Linked DNA regions of Homo sapiens: regions 2 and 3 are each linked to region 1. Evidence: chromatin loops called from intact Hi-C (ENCODE). Cell type or tissue: PC-3. All regions are shown on one strand. Links, peaks and the distances in the headings refer to the core of each region. The heading gives the core; the rest is flanking DNA. Region 1 overlaps RIN2 (Ras and Rab interactor 2). Region 2 overlaps SLC24A3 (solute carrier family 24 member 3). Region 3 has its middle 6.7 kb from the start of NAA20.

Region 1 (6,373 bases), core at 650-5,649:
AAATCTGCAGATACATTCTCACCACCACACAGTGTACGGATGAAATGCATTGAAATAGGTGAAGCCCTTGGAACACTGCCAGGTACATGGCGAACACTGTGTAAGATCTGCTATCATTATTATTATAATTGTTATTATTCATTGCTAGAAACATTATCTGTATGGTAGAACCAATACATGCATTTGTTTTTGTTTGTGTTTTGCTTTGTAGCTATCTCCTATAAGAAGGAGAATCCATGTATTTTAAAAGTCTATGTCTAGGGTGATATGAACTATTACTATTTAACTTTCCATATGTATTTATTGTATCTACTACAATAAACTTGCAGAATATAGCTCTTATATTTCTTTGTCCTCCCTGGAACACTTACTGTATATCCAAGCTCATTGTACCTGCTCAACGAATGTTTGCTAAATAAACGATGGGTTCAAATGTATCAGGGAAATTACACTGATATAATCTCAAGTACTTGACGGGCTTAACTTTATCTTTGAAATCAGTTCATAAAACAATCTCGGTCTACTCTTCCTATTCAGTCACACCTATTTATTTTCCCAATACTTTAAAATAAAAAGTTTCAAACAGAGTGAAATTGAAATAATTTTTCAGTGAACACTCACATACACACCACCAAGATTTTACCACTGACATTTTACAATATTTGTTTTATCCATATTTTTCCATCTCTACCTCCCTCTACGCATCCCTCAATCCATCTTACTTTTGGTGCATTTAAAAGAAAAACTTGGATGTCTGTACTTCCCACTAAATACTTCTAACATACATATCACTAACTAGAATTCAATTTTTTCAGGTTAAAAAATGTTAATGTAAAAATTTATGTTACGTTTTTAGACGAACGAAACTACTTCCAAGCACCAAGTACCAGACATCTCCTTGCTGAGAGCAGTTGGCAGCTTCACATTTCTAAGGTGAATTGGGTGCCCTGGGAGGGTGGAGTATCTACCCGGAGTGTGGCATGCTGGGGCATCTGTGTACTTCTAGAAGAGGCTGATGGTCATGGGTTGGGGTCTCCCAGAAGCAGACTTGGAGACAGAGTTTAGGGTACAAGAGACTTATTAAGGAGCGCCCGTGGGATCAGTGCCTGTGGAATGGGAAGGAAGCAGGAGTGGACACGGGGACATGGAGATGAGGTTCAGGATTCAGGATGAGTCAACCTTATAGGGGTGTCCCGAGGTGGGGTGAGATGGCTATGCCATTGTACCCCCACCAGCATCAGTCATCGCTGGATGTGGGTATCCCTGGGCATGGCATGACCCTTGCCTAGGCAGCCCCCTTCAGCCAAGGTACCCCTGCAGGGGCTGGTGGCAGCTATAGACTCCCCATGGTCAGCACTCCCAGCAGCCGGGCAACAAGTCCCTCCTTAAGGGGCATCTGGTGGTGCATCACAGTGTCCACCATGCTAATGATACTGCATTCATTTTAGCAACACATCATGTGGCAGTTGTTCATGCTTTATTCCACAGCAACAGGAAATTCCGGCCCAACCTCATTGAGAGTCCTGGAAACTGAATGACTGGCCTTGAGTAGGTTGTGATAAACATTTGCTGGTATGTTATGCACTGTGGGACATGACATTGGAAAGGGCTGAGGCTTGTGGCTGATGGTCATATTATTAAGGTATCCCTCATGTGGCAGGAAGATGCTACACCTGAGAGTGCAGGGGGTCTTCACCAAACTGCACAAGAATGAAGCATGAAAGAGAGGCCAAGAAAGGATTCTAAGGTCATGCCATGTAAGTAAAAGAAGATTTGAGGCCTGGCATAAAAGTTAATGAAAAGCTAGCTTGGCTTTAGAGAACTTGGTAAAAAAAAATGTGAAGCTAGTTAGAGAAACCAGCAGTCTCATGACCTCACACAGTCATCAGGATTGGCCTTGGCTAAAAAACAAATGGTTTCATAAAAATGATATTTTAAAATGCAAATTTCATCCTACTCTCCCTTCCTTTGGAAAATATGTCTTCCTGAGGTGGACTGCTATCATTTGGGTATCCCCCAAATCTTTTGATCACAATCCGTATTTTGATAGTGTCGTTCAGGATAATTTCTGTCTTTCCAACATACGATGCAAAAATAAGACAACAGAAACCTCATTTTCTGGCCTCCTTGCTGCTGGGATATGGCTACGTGATTTAGATTCTACCACGCAGATGGGCTCCCACAAGGCTTTGTTGGGAACTGAGTGATGCAGGGAATGAGACAGAGTCAGGGGCATCATTTTGTGGTCAGGGGCCATGGCAGAGCTGGAGTTGCTCTGAGCAGCAGCCCTGAGGGGGTCTCCCAATTCAGCAGCTTCCTGACCCCTTCCGTAGTGGCCAACCCCTTGGTGGGCTGATTCTGGTGGGCCATTCTGGGAGTCACTTGGGAAGCCCAGCCTAAACCCCACTGCTTGATCCATCCCTTGACTTTGGGAACTCTGTTCCTCAGTACCCCTCCCTGCCTAAACCAGCTAGAGGCGATTCTCTAGTATGCATCTAAAAACCCTGACCAATACATTTCCTATAGTCACAACAGTGGATTTTTGAACTTTTTAAGCCGGCACACTTTCATCAAACACAACAGCCTATAGAAGCCCAGTATACAACGTAGATGATATACAAAATTGTTCTTCCCACCCTCCTCACTCTAGAGCTCTCTGTTGCTCCTGTGAACTCACCCCTGGGAGAAAGCATAGTTATTACAGAGGGTCCTTCATATACTGGATTCAATCCATTTTTTTTTCTTTTTTTGGCTTCATCTCCTATCATGCCCCCAAAGTCCTACAAATTAATAAGTTAATCCAATTTGCAAGCACGCCATACAACTTTGGGTTTCCATAACTGCTCATCTTCTCTTCTGTCTTCCTGGGATGTCTGTCATGAGTAGATCTGCCAGGAAAATGCTCATGTACTCTTCAAGAACCCAATCAATCAGAACCTCCATGAACCTCTCACCCAAAGCGTCCCATCATATAGGTGGCAATTTCAGTAGCCTCTTAGCATTCATGAGCCTACTATTTCCAGAGGTAGCTATTATTCTCTGCTGAGGATCCCAGGTAATCTGCATGTTTGCTGAGGCACAAATTTGAATCATTAGTATATTAAACGTGGTGAAATGCCCTGGCTTTTCCTTTCCTTCCACCCACCCTATCAACCAGGGCTTCACATGAGCCAAACCAAGCCTAGCAGGAAGCCAGTTAGCAAAGGGAGCCTCAGACGACGTAGCCGGTTGGACCATCCCAATGATCATACAGAGCAGAACAAGCAAAAATGGACCTAGGATGGTGGAGGAAATGATCAGCTCTGCAGAACTTCCTAGGAGTCAGCAAGATCACAGGGAATGGGACACTCGGTTAGAATGCAACCAAGAGATGGCATATTTTATCATGTTCCATTCATAAGAAACATATTTTTTCTTTTCTTTTGGAGAGTACTAAGCTGTCTCTGTTAAGTCAAGGACAAATAAATCTATGCACCTACATAATGGTTTTCATATTAGAAGATAATGGAGATGAATGGAGGAATAGAATAAAAGGGCTACTGTGATGACAGGATGCCACAGCCACCATCAACGCAGGAAGTGAGTGATTCATTCCTGCTGCAGAAATCAGGCAGAAAGACAGGTGGCAGACTCAGCTGTCCGCACATATTCTCATAGTGTCTCTGTGATAAAAACCATTTCTGACACACACTTGACCTAACTTGTGGGCAGATTCAGCCCTCAGAAGGATCAGAAAGCTGTGGGTGGAGCTGCTATTCTCAACTTACTTCCGATTCACGGGGAGGAACTGATTGGGGAAGTGGAAGTGAGAGGCATTGTAAGAGGAAATTCTTATGTCATCCTTATGTTCACAAAAGCTAGGAATGGGAAACTCAGTTGTGCTGATAAATTTTGTGGTTTACAAACAGAGATTTCACAAAGTTTAAAGGTGAGTTGGAGTCTATAAAAAGTGCCCTCGTTCCCATCAAACAGAATGGGAAGTTCTTGAAAATGGGGTTCTGACACCACAAATAAGTCAGTAGCTAAGAGGGAGAGGTATCACAAGCAGGTGAGTCTGCACCTTTGCAATGAACTCACAGCTGGGCAGCATGCAAATATGGGTAAGGGCTCTAGAGGCTTAAGTGTACCCCAAACAGTGTGCTGGATCTGTGTGAATAATGCCTAGAAGCCTACAGCCCAGGAGAAGGGTATTTTACAAATAAAACAAAGCTAAATAAAACCATAAAATACCTTTTTAAAGGTACTTTTGGAACACAATGTGGTTGACTAGCAGCAAAAAAAAAAAAAAAGAAAAAAAGAAAAGCAAACCTACTAAAGTCCTTGACAATGGGAGCAATTAATTTACATCAGCTGAACACCTAAAGGCTGTAAGACAGGAAGAGGAGACCAGCATTAAAAAGCGGGACTGGATCCTGAAGTCAATTTGGCGGTCATAAGGGCGTACCTGGATCTTCTATAGGCATTTTCTTTTCCAATCTGGAGGACTCACTGCCACACTATGGTTATAAGTTAAATGCATGTGAGATTATTTGTGATCACCTTCAAGCACTCAGGAGAATTAAAGAGGGCTGGACAAAGCTGGTAGATAATGTTGGTCCTTGGCTTCAAAAACAGAGAAGGCAGTAGACTTCTCCAGCTATGAAGCTGTGGGCTCCAGGGCCATTTGAGAGATGATTGCTCTTGGAATTCTTTGCAAGATGGTGTATCTTAGCCAAAACGTGGTCAAGCCCAGGGTCCAGTTTGGGTTTCCCAAGACAAGCTATGTCAGTTTAGCCATATTCCTTATGTACTTCGCAGGGCTATTAGACTAGAAAATTAGAAAAAGGCGGGGTGTGGTGGCTCACGCCTGTAATCCCAGCACTTTGGGAGGCCGAGGCAGGCAGATCACCTGAGGTCAGGAGTTGGAGACCAGTCTGGCCAACATGGCGAGACCCCATCTCTACTAAAAATACAAAAATTAGCTAGGTATGGTAGCACATGCCTGTAATCCCAGCTACTCGGGAGTCTGAGGCAGGAGAATCACTTGAACCCAGGAGGCGGAGGTTGCAGTAAGCTTAGATTGCACCACTGTACTCCAGCCTGGGCAACAAGAGCGAAACTCTGTCTCAAAAAAAAAAAAAAAAACCCAAAACCAAACGAATAGAAAAACCACCACCACCACCACCAACAATAACAAAAATAAAATTAGAAAAAAACTGTTGCATGGATCTGAATTTCAAATAGGGAGTTGACAAATAATGACACCTTTTTAGCAAGAAAAAAATTTGTGCCTAAGAGGATGACAAGAAAATAGTTAAATGCCTGCACACAGGAGCCACAGTTGATGGATTGCCACCAAACAGGAGTAGGCCCCAAGATTCCCTCCGTGCCTGTCCTGCGCAGGATGTTTGCTAAGAAGTTAAACCAGGATAAGGATTGAACAGAGGTTAAGCTAATAGATGACTTAAAGCAGAGAGAATGACAAATCTTATAAATCAGTGTTTCCTAAACACCAGTCATTCATGTACTGCCTTCCCAATGCTTGCTGCCAACTATCAGACAGGATTGTGAATTTTCCTTAAATTTACTCTCTTTTCAACTTGAATCTATAGCAGAAGAAGCTAATGGATATGATGTGCTAATTACATCCTTGCTATGGCTCCATGACTATGAAAACAGGGAAGGGCCACCCCAGGGAATCACTAAGAGTGTGACTTTGAGCAGTTACTTAGTTACCCGTGCCTTAGTTTCCTCATCTGTAAAATGGGTATTGAATGAAATAGTTCATGAAAAAGCACTTCTTAGCACAATGTGTGTAATATAATAAATGATTAATAAATGCTAGCTATTCTCATAATTATTTATTATTAGAATTTTTTTAAAATCCTGGTTTACTAAGGTCAAGATAAAATGTATTCATGCAAATAGTCACTCACCTCCTTTTACAGAGTACATTGTTTAGAAATTAACAGCATACTAAATAAATGCATGCAAAGCACTTTGCAAGTTATTGTTAAAAATATTAACCATAATAATGCATATATTAGCATGAGCAACAAAGATTGACTATAAATCATACTTTTATGCTATAAACTGAATTCATAAGAATTGAAAAATGAAATAAAATTATCACAAAATGCTAATCTGAGTTCCAGCTAAAAATCTTCAGGGCTATACCTACAATCATTGTTGTAACATGCTTTGGAAAGATAGGACCAGATGAAATAATTAGGATACAAAATACAACTCAACTGGCTGAGACAACAGGCTCACAAATGAGAGTAGCAGAAATAAATGCAAAATCCTGTGAGTGGGGTTACAGAAAACATCGCTTGAGGGTGCACTGAGGCAAGGTGCAGCCTACTAGAAACACACGTGAGAGCATCTTTTGTTT
Region 2 (6,373 bases), core at 814-5,813, 140 kb after region 1:
TGAGCCCTCAGATAAATCTAAATATAACTCTCATCATCTCACTCCAGCTTTTCTATTTGTTTCATAGCAAATATTTTTATTTGTTTCATGCGAATATTTCCTGTCTTAAACCATCAGGGTTGTTTCTTAATTTATTTTCAGTCTCCCTCAAATTAGAATAAAGTCTATGAGAACAGGGGTCTTCTCACTTGTTTAGCACCTGATTGAAAGGCAGGGATAGTGCAGGGCTTATATTGCATTTTCAGTAAATATCAGTAACAGTAGTAGTAATAATGTTATTATGAACAATCTAATCAGACAGACCAAAGAAAATTACTTGGTTTTGAGAATCTAAGGCTATCCAATTTACAAGTACAGAGTAAAGCAAACAAACAAAAAAAATAGTAAGAAAAGAGAAGTGTTTTCCTATTAGCTGCTATGAGTCTTGTTAGATTTAAGCTTTGGAGATGGTCAAGTGAATGATGAGAACATAGAGACTGTGCTTGCTTTGTAAATCAAGAAGCCTGGCTGAGAGTTGTTTGGAGAGGGGCTTCCAGATGCTGCAGAATCCAGGATATGGCCAGCTCTTTGGATCCCAAATGCATCCTGGAATTTGGCACATTCCTAAATCCCGCAATGTGCTGATAAGGCATTTACCCATGTGGAACCTCCTAGAATCCCCTCAACGGCCTTCCATATGGCTGATGCCCTCAAACGGACAGAGTAACTCGGTTTAGTTTAAAATACACACCCAATCAAAGATTACGAAGAAACACAGGAAGAGGAAGAGAAATGATCCCAACTTGGCTCTTTCACATTCTTCAGAAAATAAAAAAAAAGAGGGAAGAAAAAAATGAAGTCAGAATTTACGAGTGCAAGAGCTTGGAAAATGATATTGATTAGACAAAGTTGTAAGAAGTGTAAGTTAGTGCCAGTGAATTTTGAGTTTTTATCAACTGCTTTAAAAATTTCTGACTGGACACTGGGAGGGCATTATATCTGGAAAACATCATTTTCAATGACATATATGCTTTCTTTAAGTTATTGCCCCTTTGTAACAACAGAACCTTAAAAGCAGAAATTCAATGAGCATTATCTGAATCATATATTTAAATGTAATGCAGCAAATATAACAAATATAAAGGTGTTTTTTAAAAATGATTTTGAGGAACAAAGGCAGTCAAATAAAGATCACCCACATTTTAGCTGGTCTTAATTTTCCTTTTTTTTTTTTTTTTTTTTTGAGACAGAGTCTCACTCTTTTGTCCAGGCTGGAGTGCAGTGGTGCAATCTCAGCTCACTGCAACCTTTGCCTCCCAGGTTCAAGTGATTCTCCTGCCTCAGCCTCCTGAGTAGCTAGGATTACAGGCGTGTGCCACCATGCCTGGCTAACTTTTGTATTTTTAGTAGAGATGGGGTTTTGCCATGTTGGCCAGGCTGGTCTCCAACTCCTGAACTCAGGTGATCCGCATCCTCCCTTTGCATCCCAAAGTTCTGGGATTACAGGCATGAGCCACCACGCCCAGCCCTTAATTTCCATTTCTGAATAAAGGGTTTAAAAAGGTTTCCTTTCCTCTTTGAGTCAACAACATTTCTGGACATTTTTCCATCTTCTGCTCTATTACCATTGGGTCAAAATAGAGCAACAAGGGGGATAGGTTTATTCTTCATTCATTCATTTAATAAATATCTGTGAATGTCCTCTATGCCATTTTGTGCCAGGCACTGCTGCAGGTCCTGGGGGTACAGCAATGAATTAAGAGAAAAAACTTCCCTGACCATGGACCTGATGTGTTGGTGATTACCTGATTTCACAAAAGTCAGCCAGCAACTGAGAGCTGAAGCCAGGGGCCGGAGCTGGCCCGTAAGCATGATAGTATCCCTTTGAGTTGGACTTGGCTTTAACAAGCAAAAGGATTTGTTTCTAAATTATGTTCCTCAGTCAGCTTTGAAGAAAGCTGAATTCTATCAAAGAGAGAAAAAGTTATTGCACAGTATTTTAGACCTAGACCTAAACATATACATTTGTTCCGATAATATCGGCAATAAAAATGTACACTGTTTTAAAGTAAAAAATACAGAAAAAACATAATTTTGCTTTGGAAAAACCTACTTATATTTTGGTGTATTTCCTTCTAGTTTTTCTTTCCCATGGAAATGTGTTTACCTACATACACATGAAAAGGTTTCTTTTGCTGTCTGTCAACAATAAGGCTTTCTTCACCCAAGAGATAACAATAGCTGCACGTTTATATGTATGTATGTGCATATACCAAGTGTAGATGTATATGTGTATATTGTGTGTATATAACCTATAATATAGTATATACATATATAAACATAAATATGTTAATATCTGCACATATATTATACATGCATACAATATATTAAGTGTACACAGTATACATGTGCATGTTAACACTATGTTATATCAATCTTAAATTGCACACTGTACATATATGTACATATATGAACTCACAACAGTATTCACATACTCCTAAATAATTACTTTCTTGGTAATCATCATACCCATTATAGTCAAGTCCTGAGAGAAGAAAGCACTGTGGCTGGGTGCCAGAAACAGGGTACTCATGCCTTGCAGAATGACTATGAGAGAGAAAAATGTCCTCATCATGTGGACGGATCTTTTTCAGTCCACAGGAACTTGACTTGATAGGAACCCATCTGGGGCTCCCAGAACTGACTCCCTGGCTTCTCAATGCCCTCTGCTGGCCGGAAGCACCCGACAGGCTTCTCACCCATAAGCAGAGGCCTGCCTGCCCCAGGAAGCGGGCCTGGCTGGACATTCAGTCCCCTTGCCTTAAAATGGAGTTCCTAATTCTGGGCCTGGGATTCCTTAGCAGCTGGTGGAGGGGAAGAGACAGTTGTAACTGGGGGAGCCCACTCTTTTCAAAGGCAGACCCGGGCTCTGAATCAGGCTTTCCCGCATCTTAGAAGAACTGGGAAGATTGCTGAGTGCCTCTAGGTCTCTAGCCTCTCCGTGCTCCAAGTGTGGCACACAGACCAGCAGCGTCAGTGTCACAGGATGGGGGGCAGCCGGTTCTTGATTAGCAATGCAGACTCGGGCCTCACCCTAGACCTCCTGAATCAGAACGTGCATTTCATTAAGGAAGCCCTGGTGAGAAGGGCTGCTAGAGAAGAACTTGGAATTCTGCTTTCTATCTTGGCAGCTGGGAGCCCTTGAATGACATGGAGACCCCACGGGATGGTACGACCACACAGAGTATCGTCTCTTCTCTCCTGTCTGTGCTTCAGGAAGGACACAGGAGGGGATGTGGGGTTCCTGAGCCTCAGGTGAAGCATCTGTTGGGGGTGAGATGCCTGCAGCCATGTCTCCTCATACACAGGAGCCCAGAAGGTGTGGCTGGAAGGTCTGAGGCCTCCATCATCTGCAACCTAATCACAGTGAGACAGAGGGTGGCGAGCACGAGTTTCAAAGACCTTGAAACCCCACAGTTAGCTCTCATCCAGGAGAGAAATACGGAACCAGGGATCTGAAAGGGGTGCTTGGTCCCAATCAGTAACGAGGCCCAGGCACTGGGCCAGACTTGGTCTCATCTCACACACACATCTTTCATTGTCCCCTGGAGGGGTGCACTTGGGGATTCTGGGCTCCCAAGATGCTAACATAGAACTTGGTCACTTACAGAACTTCCACTGGCTCGACTGTTTAATTAGTGAAAGATTTTAGCGAAATAAGCATTACTGGAGCTTGGTTATGGCCAGCTAATGGCGGACTCTGAAAACAGGGGTTGAGTAAGTGGAATTCTAGACACAGGTCCCTAAGATTCTCAGGGTCTGTGAGTGGGATGAGCTATCAGCCTCGTGATTCTGCTGTGTTGTATGGCACAGTTGACCTTTAGGTAGAGAGATTGTGCAGGTGCCTGATCTAGCTGCAAAGAGTCCTCAAAAGCAAAAGGGGAGCCAGAGAGATTAGGAATGATGGCGGGAAGAGCTCCACACATCCAGGTGAAGGTGGAGGGGCTCTGTGGCTTTTAGGAACAGTGGGACATCCCCAGCTGACAGCCATCAAGGACCTGCACAGCCGCAATGAACCGGTGCCTGGTAATGATTTCTCCCAGAGCCTCTGCAAAGGAATGTAGCCCTGGCTACACCTTCATTACGGCCTGTGAGACAGAATCCAGCAGGACTTCTGACCTACAGAACTGTAAGCTAATCAGAGGGTCTTGTTTTGAGCTGCAAAATATGTGGCATTTTGTTATGCAGCAACAGAAAATGAATGGAAGGGTTTACAAGGGAGGAAAGGAGTGTTTTGCCATTTAATCCTTAAGATGTTTTTGTCTTGGTTGATAGGAAAGGTTGCCAAGAAATATATCTGATGGTGGCAAAATGGATAAAGAACGAGTGTACATTTTTTCTATGAAGATAATGTACTAACAAGTAATGATTTAGCTTTGGGTGGGAGGTAAGGGACCTGGGGGAATAGGAATCTGGATGAATATTTTCTGATAAGTTCTTGAAGAGGCTGAGATCTTGGGTGCCCTGAGTGGGCACAGGGGCATCTCTGGTTCAAGTTTTACTTGCTGTCCTCTGGACAGAAAGGAGCTCCCCTGGAGCACAGCAAGACCCTGCGCATCCAAAATTAACACAGGACTCTGACACTCGGCACCATGTCCTATCATTAAATGGGCTTTCAAGTCAATCAAACGTTTCTTCAGATAATCCTGCACATTCAAACATCCCGAAGAGGTTGCTGCACATGTATACTGAGCCTCACACACTTGACAGTCCATGTGAATCAAACTAGTGTACTCTTCCCTGAAACAGCCAGAAGCTTCTGGAAGGTCCAGCAAATAGGCTGAATTCTTTGGGCTTGGACCACCTGCTCTGATAATGGGTGGGGTGGGGTGAAACAGTTTCTGGAACAACCAAGTCCTTGTTGGAGGCAGCAGTTGGGAGAGGAGGACACCACCCTGGTGGCTGAGGTCCTGAAAGCTTCTTCAGGCCTTGGCATCCACCAGGCTGGCCTTGGCAGGACAGCTCTCCCGGCTAGGTGCAATGGGATGGGTGGAGGTGAGTGACGTGCCTCTCCTTTTGTGCACCAAGCTGCCTTGCCCACACGGGTCATGGGCATTTCTTCCTTCATACCAAAAGTTCCTGCAGAACAGCTAAGTAAGATAAGACCGTCCCCTGAAACCAGCCCAACTGTCCCATAGAACTGATGCTTATAGTTTCTTTTGAATTAATATAAAAACTGACTCTCTCTCAGCTTTAAAACTTGCGAAACTTACATTTGTCTTCCCTGAGCTCTTTTCTCAGGAAATGGACCCTTAGGCCTCCCAGATGGCATCAAGGAACTGAAACTCACCAGATCATTGTGTCTGGACAATGAGGAGTCAGATCTCTCCTTCATCGTGATGCCTGATGGACTGCCTATTTCCTGCGGAGCAATTCCTCTTCCTTACTTCTCCCTAATTCCTGCTTGCTGGAAGGTAGCTACATTCCTTCCCTGCTATATAAATCCCCAATTGCAGTTGGTCAGCGAGATGGATTTGAGACTGATCTCCTATCTCCTCAGCTGCAGCACCTGATTAAAGCCTTCTTCCCTGGCAATATTCGTTGTCTCAGTGACTGGCTTTCTGTGTACTGATGAGCAGGACCTAGAACAAATCCCTGACATTTCAGTAACACTTCCACAAAACAGAGTTGGTTAAAGAGCTCACATTTCAAGCAATGATCATGGACCCCCATCTTGGCCATCTTTGAACTTCTACAACAAAGTCCTGCCCAAAGGAGACTTGATATACATAGTCTCATGTTCATACAGAGATTTTAAAAAATTGAATGGTAAAAAGATAATCTAAGTCAAGGGCATCTACTCAGTGGCTCAAAATAGCTCCCAACCCCAGCCCAGACATAGAACCTCTTACAGGGGGTGTCGAATGGTGTGTACGGTCCTTCATCATCATCCTCGTCCTCCTCTTCCTCCTCATCATTCTCATTGTCCTCATTTTCATTCTCTGTTTCGTTGCCAGCCTCAGCCACAACATCGTCCCTCCGTGTCCCATTCACGCCCCTGTCTGGGGCACTGCTGGGCCCTGTCCCATTCTCCACGGTGTGCTTAATTGGGATTTTGATGGCCACCTCAGATTCCCCGTTGGTATAAGCCCTGCTGTTTATCAATCTTTGTCTCTGGAAAGAGAAAGGCGCACTCTTACCACGGTCAGAGGGATTGCAAATACCTTACACTCAGAACATGAGCTGTTGGGATCTTTCCCTGGCAGCTGACGATATGCTTCCAGAAGACCCTGGAGTCAAGTTTTAAGGGGCCTCTCAATGTGATAACCAACTCCAGACAACTTCCATCTGGGAGGAAAGATTAGTCTTTTATGACCCATCAGAACTTGCAAAT
Region 3 (6,373 bases), core at 749-5,748, 180 kb before region 1:
ATAAATAAATAAATATGAAAATAAAGAGATTGCTGAGCAGCACAAAATAAAAGCTCCTAAAAGTTTCCTGTAAAGTTTAAGATATGTATAGTATTATCTTATATATGTATTAAATGTAATTTCAATCTCCTAATGAGGATAATTAATGGTCAAAATCAGATTTTTTAATAGAAATTTCAATTTAGGGCACTATTTACTCTTTTTTTGTGTTGTTTTGTTTTTTGTTTTTTTGCTTTTTTGAGACAGGGTCTCGCTCTGTCTCCCAGGCTGGAGCGCTGGCAAGATCTCAGCTCAGTGGAACCTCTGCCTCCTGGGTTCAAGGGATTCTCCTGCCTCCGCCTCCTGAGTAGCTGGAACTATAGGTGTGCACCACCACACGAGGCCTTTTTTTTTTTTTGAGACAGAGTCTTGCTCTGTCGCCCAGGCTGGAGTGCAGTGGTGTGATCCCAGCTCACTGCAACCTCCGCCTCCTGAGTTCAAGCGATTCTCTGCCTCAGCCTCCTTAGTAGCTGGGATTACAGGTGCCCGCCACTATGCCTGGCTACTTTTTTTGCATTTTTAGTAGAGACGGGGTTTCACCATCTTGGCCAAGCTGGTCTTGAACTCCTGACCTTGTGATCCACCAGCCTTGGCCTCCCGGAGTGCTGGGATTACAGGCGTGAGCCACCGTGACTGGTCTTTTTCTTTCTTTCTTTTTCTTTCTTTCTTTTTTTTTTTTTTTTTGAGAGAGGGTCTCTCTCTGTTGCCCAGGCTGTAGTGAAGTGGCACCATCTCAGCTCACTGCAACCTCCACCTCCCAAGTTCAAGCGATTCTCGTGCCTCAGCTCCTGAGTAGCTGGGACTATAGGCGTGTGCCACCATTCTCTATAAAGCCACATCAGTTTTTCAACTATATATCACCTAGTTGTTTGGTTTTAAGTCTATGATTGAGTGGATGTAATTGTCATTCCTGTTTCTTCTTACAGCTTTTCCCTTTCCATTCTTCATTCTGATGCATGTATGGGTTGGCTGGGTTTCTCTGCTGAGCTTTTGTTTGTTTGACTTTGCTGTGCTTTGTTTTTCCTCGGGCTCATGGTGCTGGTGCTCTATTCACAGAGCGCCCTTGTCTCTTAGGATGCTCAAGTGGAATATTGGCTGGATATTCCTGGATCCCATGTTCTCTCCTCCAAGATTTTGTAAACATCATTACTCCATTGTTTTCTGGTGTTTAAAGTTTCTGGGGGAGAAGAATAAGGCCAGCATGAGTTTTTTTCCCCCTTGTATCAGCGACTTAATTTATGCTGGAGTCTAATTATAACATTTCTAGAAATATAATTATAACACTTTCAGAAATAAAACATTTTTAACAGTGCATGTGTTTTAAACCTAGTGAATCTGACAATTTCAGCAGTTTAACACTGAAATGTACTAAAAACTTCAAAACAGAATCACTCATACATAGCTGATGGGAATATAAAATGGTGCAGCCCCTCTGGAAAACAGTTTGGTAGTTTCTTTACAAATTGAACATGCAAACATGCAACTATCACTTAACCCAGCAATTGCATTCCTGGGCATTTACCCCAGGGAAACGAAAAGTTACGTTTTTATCAAAACATCTGTATGAATATTTAAGCCGGAATCAAAAGTCTGTGTACCCTGTGATTCCATTTACATGGACATTCTTTTTTTTTTTTTTTTTTTTTTTTTGAGACAGGGTCTCACTCTGTTGCCCAGGCTGGAGTGAAGTGGCACCATCTCGGCTCACTGCAACCTCCACCTCCCAGGTTCAAGCGATTCTCCTGCCTCAGCCTCCCGAGTAGCTGGGGCTATAGGTGTGTACCACCACACCTGGCTAATTTTTATATTTTTAGTAGAGATGGGGTTTTGACATATTGCCTAGGCTGGTCTCAAACTCCTGGCCTCAGGTGATCCATCCACCTCAGTCTTCCAAAATGCTGGGATTACAGGCATGAGTGAATGTGCCCAGCCATTTATATGACATTCTGAAAGGGCAGAATTATAGGAACAGAAGAAAACAGACCAATGTTTGCCCAGGCTGGGACTGATCATGGTGGTGGCTACATGACCAAATGAGTCTGTCAAAATACATCAAATGTGTACTAATATGAGTCAATTTTACTTTATCAAACTTATACCTTAATAAATCTGACTTTAAACAGAAGAATCACCAGCACTTTGGGAGGCTATGGTGGGAGGACTGCTTGAGGAGTTGGAGACCAGCCTGGGCAACAAAGCGAGACCCCATCTTTACAAAAAAACAAAAACAAAAAAAAAAAAAAAAAAAAGGAAGAAGAAGAAGAAGGAGAAGGAGAAGGAAAAGAAGAAGAAATAGCCAGGCATGGTGGTATGTGTCTGTAGTCCCAGCTACTTAGGAGGGTAAGGCCAGGGGGATCCCTTGAACCCAGGAGTTTGAGGCTCCAGTGAGCCATGATTGCACCACTGCACTCCAGCATGGTGTTTTTAAAAAAGAAAGGAAGGGAAGGGAAGAGAGGGGAGGGGAGAAAGGGAGAAGGAAAGCTGAGATTGTGCCACTGCACTCTAGCCTGGGCAACACAGTGAGACACCGTCTCAAAAAAAGAAAAAAGAAAAGAAAAAGGAAAAGAAACCAATAAGCAGCAGTATCAGCATATTTTTAGAAGTATGGAGATAAATAATGGTGGGAGGGGAGGGGAGGGGACAGAAGGAAGGAAGGAAGGAAAGAAGGAAGGATCAGCATAGTCTTTCCATTTTTGTCACCATCATTTTAAGAAGTATATTTGAAAAGCATGAACTACGTTAAACCCCACAGTTACTTGGGCTTCTAGGACATGCTGTTATTGACTTCTGTTTCAGTGCATTTGATTTTATTTTTAGCCGGCAGTAAAACACTGTTTCTATCCCGGCTGCACATTTTCCCCTACATTAAAGATGACTCATAGAACTCTTTATTTATCATTCTACACAGAGTAATTTCTTTTACTGCTTAGTTGGAAAAAACTACAAGCTTTTACCACATTTAATGGCAAACATTTTCCTGCTCATTGAAACAAAACACCATGTGCTCTCTGTAAACAGTGCTGACCCAGATTCACATCCATCATTGCAAAATTCCACATTGAAAACAAGCAAACAGCTTGATGGTTCATCTGTTGTTGCTCTGTTTCTTTTCTTTCAGATTATATGGAAAGGACAAAGTGCACAGTAAATATATATTTTGATATATCCTAGGCAGCATACTTTACAATTAAACAGCTTGGATGTTTGGATGACTTCATATAAGAAATTTTTTATATAAAATAATAACTGGATAAGATAGATGCATTGACTCTGGCCTATCATTGTAATAATCTATTTTCAGTTTTGCTAACTAGGATGTATAAGTTCATTCACCATTCAAATGTAAAACTACAGGTTTCTTTCTTTATTATTTTATTATTTATTTTTTTTCTTATTAAAACTACAGGTTTCAATTAAACAAGGCAGGCTGCATTACCTATCTTTCCCCTACCAATACCTCACTAAAATGAGAATTAAAGAAAATTTAAAAAGGAATTTTTAAAAGGGCATACATCCATAGGAACAAAAAGAATGGAAGAGGAGACAGCAGCCAATGGGAACTGGTAACAAAATTTTGCGGGCTTGAAAACTCAGCAGACAGGAGAAAGCTAGATGTTAACCAATGTCAGGCGGAAAAGCCAGCAGGAAGCAAGGCAATCGATTCCCTATGCAGCGTCTGAGCGGGCTCAGGAATGAGCTCTGGCAGGTGTGAGTGAAGGGAGAAGATGAGCGCCTCACTCCTGGAGAGACCCAGAAGCCATGTCCCTGAGCCGTCAGAGCACAGGCAGCGAAAAGTGACGTTGAGACACTGCATTGGAAATGGGAGGAGGTGAAAGCTGGCAGACGGAAAGCTGAAAACCCACAGGCTCCTTGCCTGCTTAGCTCCTAGAACGCTGGCAACAAAATTTAACCCCACTTTGCACCCGGCGCCCGTAGGATACTGGAGAATTTTCTTGTGGGGAAACCACCTGACCCAGGAGAAAAGCCCCACAGGCATTGACATATGACCAGGCTGCTACATGGTCACCCTAAGGAGAGGACCACCATACAAGAAGGTTCAATCCTCACCTTCCATGATATGGAATCAATTATTAATGTCTAATATTGAAAAAGAGGCCGGGCATGGTAGCTCACGCCTGTAATCCCAGCACTTTGGGAGGCAGAGGTGGGTGAATTACTTCAGGTCAGGAGTTCAAGACTAGCCTGGCCAACATGGTGAAACCCCTTCTCTACTAAAAATATAAAAATTAGCCGGGTGTGGTGGCACATGCCTGTAATCCCAGCTACTCAGGAGGCTGAGGCAGGAGAATTGCTTGAACCTGGGAGGTGGTTTGCAGTTAGCTGAGATCGTGCCGCTGCACTCCAGCCTGGGGGACAGAGTGAGACTCTGTCTCCAAAAAAAAAAAAAAGAAAGAAAGAAAAGAAAAAGAAACCAATAAGCAGCAGTATCAGCATCTTTTTAGAAGTATGGAGATAAATAATGAATACACAGCTGGAGACGTAGTTTAGGGGAGGAGATAACAGAAATGGGATTGGGAGGAGGCTCAGGGGCTGCTGCCTTCCATTGCAAGTCTTCCAATATTTGATTTTGAAAACCATGTATTGTGTTTATTCTTTTAAAATCCTCCTTCCCCTTGAAAAACATAAGGCAAAATCATGTGAGTAAACCAGTGTCATCTGGAAAAACAAATGAGGGCTCAGGATTGTCCACAATGGTTACCTGGAGAAATGAAAGAGTTCTGCGAAATTCACCATACTTTCCCTTTGAAATTGTCTGCTGGGGATTCCACAGGAGCTTTTTCCAGCGATGTTTTAAATCATCCACTCCTTGCTCACCGAAGAGGTTTTATTAAACACATCTTTGTTTTTCGAAGTTGGTGAGTAAAAGGGTCTTATGATTAGTAGATTCTCAGGGAATGAAATGCCTTTAAAAGGAAGTTGGCTGTTCTTCTTCTTCTTTTTTTTGAGACAGAGTTTCACTCTTGTTGCCCAGGCTGGAGTGCAACGACACAGTCTCGGCTCATCACAACCTTCCCTTCCTGGGTTCAAGCCATTCTCCTGCCTCAGCCTCCTGAGTAGCTGGGATTACAGGCGTGCGCCACCACACCTGGCTAATTTTGTATTTCTAGTAGAGATGGGGTTTCTCCATGTTGGTCAGGCTGGTCTCAAACTCCCGACCTCAGGTGATCTGCCCACCTCGGCCTCCCAAAGTGCTGGGATTACAGGCGTGAGCCACTGTGGCCGGACCAGCTGTTCTTTAAGAAAATAAAAAAGCTTATAAACTTCCCATGTCACATGCAGACAATGTGACTAATTGTGCAGACTACATGACGACATCCGTGCGTGCACACACATGCATGTGCAAGCAGCTGGCCCGGACAGAGAGATCCCCCTCCGCTGCTCCTGTTTGCCCTCATACAGATGTTGGAGGTGAGAGAAGCCACTCTCCAGCAAACTCAGCAAAATCATTAAGTTTGACTTCAGCAATCCCACCTAATTTTCAGAATCTTTTCCCCACGCCCTTCAAGCCCCTTTTCCCTGTCAAAGCAAGAAGAACATAATTGAATATATATAATGAGGTAAAAACTTGGTTCCTGACATTTGTTTGTTAAGCCTTTTGTCCATAATGTAGGTGATTTTAAATGAAGTTATGCCTTACTCTTAGCAAAACAATTATGAGCTATTTTCTTCTCCTTTCCTGCAGGGTTCTAAGAGCAGCACACCTCCTACATTTGTGTATTTGTATCAGCTGCACAAATGCCAAGGCCCCAAATATACCTTGAACTAATGCTTCTCAAGCCAACTCTAATGTGCTCGTGAATCTTGTTAAAATGCAGATTCTGATCCAGCAGGTCTGCCAGGGGTCTGAGATTCTCACAAACTCCCAAAAGATGTGATGCTTGATCCGTGGACTATGGTTTTCAAGGCAAAACCCTAAACTATCTGTTCAATGAGAGTTTGCAATTTGTCAGGTCTCATATTTTCATGTGCTAGCGAAAAATAGAAGCTTTGTGATGTCGTAGCTGCTTCACTTACGTATTTTTTTCTGATTGGTTAAAGAGTCTCTAGCATTTTATTGTTTTCTGTAGTTTTTCTTTCAGTAGATAATAGATGCATAAGTCTTTTCTGCATATGATCGTACATCAATAGGCTGCAGAGAAAAATGGGAGTGAGAAAGATAAAATGGACGGAAACTGCAATCTGGTAAATAAATGCATTCTCTCATAATTTGTAGAAGTGGTGAGAAATCGGAAGCACGCACATCAGAAATAAAAAGAATTAATCACGTCAACCTCTGTATTCTTCTTGGTAAAGCACCAAGTTTTAAACAATA

Evidence for each region. Hi-C counts contacts between places; a loop is a spot of excess contacts. Peaks named below come from ENCODE experiments on the same cell type or tissue, not always from the same donor. Only the 100,000 strongest peaks of a DNase experiment are listed, where the experiment ranks them.
Region 2: a loop joins it to region 1, with 8 times the contacts of the local background. A loop is called at or near these places in 4 of 110 quality-filtered maps.
Region 3: it touches region 1 in a loop (3-fold over the local background); 2 of 110 quality-filtered maps call a loop at or near these places.

The regions. Positions count from the first base shown.
Region 1 is chr20:19,825,727-19,832,099 of GRCh38, reverse strand. The region is part of intron 2 of RIN2 (Ras and Rab interactor 2); the gene reads right to left. Among named protein-coding and RNA genes, the nearest start is that of RIN2, 71 kb to the right of the region's middle. RefSeq lists a silencer at 3,510-3,679. In PC-3, for the core only: a CTCF peak has its summit at 3,622; DNase peaks (open chromatin) are centred at 3,729 and 5,399; H3K27ac peaks cover 3,498 bases.
Region 2 is chr20:19,684,880-19,691,252 of GRCh38, reverse strand. It overlaps SLC24A3 (solute carrier family 24 member 3), which reads right to left. Exons shown (of 17, transcript NM_020689.4): 12 at 5,892-6,153. Among named protein-coding and RNA genes, the nearest start is that of RIN2, 70 kb to the left of the region's middle. In PC-3, for the core only: a CTCF peak has its summit at 2,707 (motif pointing left); a DNase peak (open chromatin) is centred at 2,662; H3K27ac peaks cover 367 bases.
Region 3 is chr20:20,007,432-20,013,804 of GRCh38, reverse strand. No RefSeq gene overlaps it. Among named protein-coding and RNA genes, the nearest start is that of NAA20, 6.7 kb to the left of the region's middle. In PC-3, for the core only: no CTCF peak of the experiment used is centred there; a DNase peak (open chromatin) is centred at 2,964; H3K4me3 peaks cover 872 bases; H3K27ac peaks cover 1,102 bases.